2 separate regions of the Homo sapiens genome follow, and region 1 is linked to region 2. A link is a loop called in an ENCODE intact Hi-C map of the cell type or tissue named here. Cell type or tissue: heart left ventricle. All regions are shown on one strand. Each heading gives the region's core, and the rest is flanking DNA. Links, peaks and the distances in the headings are about the cores only. Region 1 overlaps ARHGAP22 (Rho GTPase activating protein 22). Region 2 has its middle 67 kb from the start of ARHGAP22-IT1.

What was found. A loop is a pair of places that touch in the nucleus more often than their neighbours do. Peaks named below come from ENCODE experiments on the same cell type or tissue, not always from the same donor. Only the 100,000 strongest peaks of a DNase experiment are listed, where the experiment ranks them.
Region 1: a loop joins it to region 2, with 1.9 times the contacts of the local background. A loop is called at or near these places in 14 of 110 quality-filtered maps.

Annotation. Positions count from the first base shown.
Region 1 is chr10:48,492,011-48,494,922 of GRCh38, reverse strand. All of the region lies in intron 3 of ARHGAP22 (Rho GTPase activating protein 22), which reads left to right. Among named protein-coding and RNA genes, the nearest start is that of ARHGAP22-IT1, 18 kb to the left of the region's middle. In heart left ventricle, for the core only: no CTCF peak of the experiment used is centred there; DNase peaks (open chromatin) are centred at 1,230 and 1,693.
Region 2 is chr10:48,442,755-48,445,666 of GRCh38, reverse strand. It overlaps a transcript of ARHGAP22 not described here. Among named protein-coding and RNA genes, the nearest start is that of ARHGAP22-IT1, 67 kb to the left of the region's middle. RefSeq lists an enhancer at 1-499 and a silencer at 1,047-1,341. In heart left ventricle, for the core only: a CTCF peak has its summit at 1,173 (motif pointing left); no DNase peak of the experiment used is centred there.

The sequences.
Region 1 (2,912 bases), core at 147-2,646, 49 kb before region 2:
GCCATGCAAGGAGGTGGGAGGGCATTTGGAGCACCTGAGAGAATGCAAAGTTTCTGGTGGGAAGAGGGTGAGCTTGAGGGAGAGAGGGTGCTAGAGTGGCTGACAGCAGGACATGGGCCGGGGGAGGAGAGGTGGTCCGAGGGACCTGGAGGCCCACAGTCACATCAGAGTTGGGTTTTATTCCAAGAACAGTAGGCCCTCTGAAGGGTTTCCAGCAGTTGTGCTTTGCCCTTAAGGGGCTGCTTTTCTTTGCTGGAGAGGTGGACAGATGGGTGGATGGATAGATGGGTGGATGGATGGACGGACAGATGGATGGATAGATAGATGGGTAGACAAATGAGCAGATGGATAGATGGGCAGATGAACAAGTGGACAGATGGATGGAGAAATGGGGGAGATGGGCAGATGAACAGGTGGCATCGGCACAGGCGTAGCCCCTTGCTCTGTACTTACTGAGCAAAGTTTGGTGCTCATTGCCTCCCTCTGCCCTCCAGGGCTGCCTGAGGTGTGAGCTCCTGAAACCACATCCTGGGAGGGGCGACTGCTGCTGGAGGAGAGGAGACCAGGCTAGGTGAAGGAGCTGCTTCCTGCTCCCTTTGTCCCAGAGGCAAGGGAGACACCATAAAGGCAGCAGCTGACTGGCGCACAGAATCCACAACAGCTGAGTTCAAATCCTGGCTGTGCCATTTCCCAGCGTGGTGACCCTGGGCCACTGAAAGCTCACGGAGCGTCAGCTTCTCTGTCTGTGACACAGACCATGTGTCTACCTTAGAGGATACGGAGGTGCTTACCAAGTACCACGTGCAGGTGCCGTGCCCAGCCTCTGGCTTCTTGGTCTCATTCCATCTTCACCACAGTCCTGGGAGGTGGGTTTAGTTATTGGCCTTGTTTTGCTGATGAGAAAATGGAAACAGAAAGATTAAGTAACTATCTCAAGACCATGTGGCATAAGCACTTACATCAGGCTTCTCCCATGCATTCATTAATCTCCAATACCTGGTGGGTGGGTCCACCTGGAGAGAACCCTGAGGCATAAAGCTAGTGGCACTGAGCTGGGGTTCCCACATGCCAGATAAATAGGATGGACACTCCCCCCACCTCAGGGAGTCAAGAACACAGCAGGACAAGTGCACAGGGTGGCAGGCACAGATGCGGATGCAGAACAACCACGCCGACCTCCCACTGGCGGGGATCCCAGCAAGTCCTTCTTGCCCCGCCCCAGACAGTCCCAGCCTTCGGGCACTGATAAATGCAGAAGTTCCCCAGGAGAGACAAAAGGCCTCAGCCTGATGCCCACAGGCAGAGCACACAGGCAGCCGAGTGGCCGCAGCCCTGCAGTGGAGGAGTGCCTCGTGCACCTGGTGGTTTTCTGCACCCCAACAGGTGTGTCTGGCCACTGCTCCTCTCACTGCAGCCCCCGCTGCTCCACACCATGCCCTTCTGGCCCATCAGGTGTCTGAAGAGGAGCAGGCGTATGCCCAGGGGTAAGTGGATAGCTGGAGTCACTGGCAGGCTGTGAGGACCAGGCTGGGAGACTGGGGAGGGCGATTAACCCTTGAAAGGGAAGTGGTGTTTGGTGGCCGCAACCAGGTAAAGAGAAATGAAAGACATGAATGAAGACTGGGAGGACAGCAGGGAGGTTCAGCCTGGTACATCTGGCAGGGTGAGGCCGCCGCTAGGGATCCTGTGCAGGAACCTCCAGCTGGCTCATTGCCCAGGGCTAACACCACACACACAGGCAGGTCTCAGGATGCCTGAGAGTGTGGTTGGCAAAATAATGGCCCATCAAAGGCAACATACACCGCCAGCCCCAGTCCACACTGTTCCTCACTGTAGCCACCAGCCACATGTGGCTGCTAAGCACATGAAACGTGGCTAGTCCAAATTGAGATGTGTTGTTAGTGCTAAATATACACTAGATTTTTAAGACTTTGTACAAATATATGTATAATATCTGAATAATTTTAATTGACATGTTGAAATTAATGCTACTATTGTAGATATATTGGAATAAACAAAATATTAGGTTGGTGCAAAAGTAATTGCTGTTTTTGCCATTGAAAGTAATTTATTTTTGGCTGAGTGCAGTGGCCTGTAATCCCAGCACTTTGGGAGTTGAGGTGGGCGGATCACCTGAGGTGAGGAGTTTGAGACCAGCCTGGTCAACATGATGAAACCCCATCTCTACTAAAAATACACAATTTAGCTGGGTGTGGTGGTAGGTACCCATAATCCCAGCTACTCGGGAGGCTGAGGCAGGAGAATCACTTGAACCTGGGAAGCGGAGGTTGTAGTGAGCCAGGATTGTGCCACTACACTCCAGTTGGGGCAAAAAGAGTGAAACTCCATCTTGAAAAAAAAAGAAAGTAATTTATTTTGTATATACTTTAAACATAAATACAGCTGTTCCTTTTTACTTTTTGAGTGTAGCTGCTAAAACATTTGAAGTTTCACATGTAGCTCACATTATATCTCTGTTGGATCACACTGCTCTAGACGGCTGCATCTAGACACTTGGCCTTCACCCCTGACACCCAGCTGCTAGGGCCCTCCGAGGGCTTCTGTGCTCTAGGCAGCCAGGAGAGTGACAGTGGGCCCTGTGACAAATCATACATTGCTGCTGCCACTTTTAAAAAATATTTTTTTAAAAAAAAGTTTTAAAAAATATTTTTCAATAAACCTTGGTAAAGAAGGGTTAAGTCAGATATATAATTTGATCAATTGACAACTTTTTCACCTGAACATAATGGAATAAGTCCCAGCAGCTTACAAAATGCTTTCACACATATCAGTTACCCTTTTTTCTTTTTCTTATGAAAATGTTTATATGGAAAAGTTGAAAGCCAGTTCTTGTCCTGCGACCCCTGCATTTTCGAGCCTCCCCCTCTCCCCAGGTCTCAAAAGGAAATCCT
Region 2 (2,912 bases), core at 122-2,621:
GTGTGGCCACTCTACAGGAGGGCTGAGCCAAGGCCATGGGAAACGTCTGTTCACCGTACTCCAGGTGCCTATGCCTCACTCTGGGCGCCTGCCCAGCTCCCTTCCAGCCCCCGCTTCCCTGCTGTTCACCCCCCTACTCTGGCTTATCCACAGACTTGAAGGCTCCATTAGGGCAAATCCCTCCAGAAAGCCTTTCCCACCCACAGGGCACCCAGGCCAGGCCCAGCTGGAGCTCCTGGACTGTGCTTCAGGAGGCAGCACAGCAGCGCCTCTGGGACCAGCAGTGTCAGACCACTGTCTTCACCTGCTCCCCTCACGGTGTCCTGATGTGTGGCTGGCCCCTTGCTGCCCCTGAGCAGTAACCTGCAGGGGTTTGTTCAGGGAGCAGTGGTCACCAGAGCGCCCAGTTTCTGACCACAGCCTCTAGAAATGTCACTCAGGCCCAACGAGCTCCATCTAGAGTCAGGTATAAATGTTGCCCACATCTGATGCTTTAAATGCCAGGGGCTCAGTGCTCCCAGGAAATGCTGGCTTCCTGCCAGGAAGGCAGGCCCGCAGGGTGAGGCAGGCAGGGCAGCTCCCACAGTGTGGCCAGCTACCCATTGTCTCCAGGCAGCTACCAGGGGCTCGTCCACCAGGAGGCGGGCACCTGCTCAGGGCCCTCAGCAGCATCAAGGTCTGGATGCCGGAGCTCAGGAGGGGCTGGGGAGAGTGGCGTCTGTCTTTGCTCGGCCACTGACACGCGAGCCAGCCGTCTGGGTGATGGGATTTTTCCCTGGTGTTGAGATGCTACCCTCCCCTCTACTCAAGGAGAGAGAAGAGAATAGGAGGTGACTTTGAGTCCTCACAGCAATGCAGTGAAGTAGAAAATTGGCCCTATTATCCATATTCAGAGGAGAAACGGAGGCTTGGAGAAATTGGGTGGGAACAGCAGTGCGTCCTGATGACCCTGTTGAGTTTTCTCGCCACAGCTATGGAATTCTGCTGATTTTTGACCTGGAGAGAAAATGCCACCAGGCTATCAAAGGAGCAGAGGAGACTGAAATGGGTTTCCCATGATGAAAGGAAGCTTGTCTGTCTGTCTCAACCATTAATCCTGGCAAAGGCTTAGGCTCCTGCTGAGTCCCCAGTAGGGATAGGAGCTCATGAATGCCTGAGCCACATCTGCCACCTGTTGGCTAAGTAGGATCTGCAAATGGCATTCTTATCTCAAAATGAATTGGCATGATTATTCAGTTCTGTTCTCCAATCTCTGTGTAACCAGCACTGGGCATCTTATCTGTAAAACATCTGACTTGACTGTCAGGCACACTGAGTGACAGAGGCTGACCTGTCGCGGGGGCTCTAGTATCCCCACCACTACCCACTTCTCTCAATTGAGTTACATTTGCTGAACCTGGTCCCAAACTGACAGATTCCCATTGTACTTGTTATTGTAATTACATCATTTAATATGAAGTAGACTCATGAATTACATGAATTATGAACATGAAAAGGTAGGGAATTGATTCATCGAAACCCTAGAATGCTTTAGACAGACTCAGTAGAGGCACGTTGCTAAAAAATATTGTCAAATTAAGCATGGATGAGTGAAACATGCAATAGCGAGAAATGGGAAGAATCTGGGATTCTGCTCTCAGAATACTTCAACAGTGTCGTAAAACTTGTGTTTGACTTTAAAGAAATACTGGAAATTGTGAATGTCTCACTAAAAAAACAAAGAGTTGTCTTATGTTAAAAGAATAACAAATGAATGCACATGTTCTTTAAAGTTAAAATACAATTTTATGGGTATGTGTGTGTGAGAAACAGAAATAGAAAGAAAAGGAAGATTCCTTGTCTTAATTGGCTTTTGAGTGATGGACCAGGAATGAATCTTATTCCTGAAGGAATTTCGGAATGGAACCCATATATCCATGTTTCCCTGGTCTGTGGGTAAAAATGGAGTCAGTAACAACATTTCCCGGACTCTCTCCTTCTCCTTTTGATGCAGAACCCCAGGCCCCTGCAGAGCCCTCCCAGTATCCTAAGTAATTCTCTCACGGGTGTCTTGAGTTCCTAGCTAAGCAGCTGTGACATTGCCACACACTGCTGCTGTGTCTCCTTACTCCTGCCTCCACCAAGAACCCCCACTTGCACCAGGATTGCCATCCTTTTCTACCAGCCACATTGCTACTACTTCTGTCTCCCAAAGCAAGCCCCGCAACACTTGAGCACAGGGGTCTCACAATGTGTTGCAGTCTGTGAAGAAGTGGGGTAGGGTAGGATGGGGTCATGAAAAGCCTAGCAGGGGCCAGATACTCTGAGGGCCTATCGCCCATGGTGAGAGGTTATTTTTATTCTAAGGGAAATAGGAAAGCATTTGAGAGCTTTACATTAACTCACATGAATTGACTTCCATTTTGATAATGGAAGGGGAAAGAGAAAGCTTTTGAAAGATGGGAACTCTTGAGCATGTCTGTACACTGCTGCGAATGACCCAAATGACAGGGAGAGAGCTGCAGGCAGGTTCATAGGAATGCACAGCGGTCTTTGAGAAGTCCTGAAAAATGCCAAACATGATTACCTTACATAGCATCCCCCAGCTTTTGTGCAGGAGACGTTTTTATTCCCATAAAGCTTCTCAAGCAGAACACAGCAGTTTCCAAGCAAAGACTCCAGAGCCCGCCTGCCCAGATGCGCATCCTGCCCCTGCCGCATGTGACAAGCTGGCTTGATGACCCCACTCCAAGACAGCTAAATCTCTATGCTATCTGGGCATTGGGTCTTAACCCAATGGTTTCATAAATCCCAAGCCCCTGCACTCAGGCCACAGCTGGTTAAAAAGCTCACCAGTTTAGTAAACCAGCAGCAGCTGGCCCAAAATGCCTGGTAGAGACGTGTTTTTCTATAATTATTTCCTCTTTCCCTTC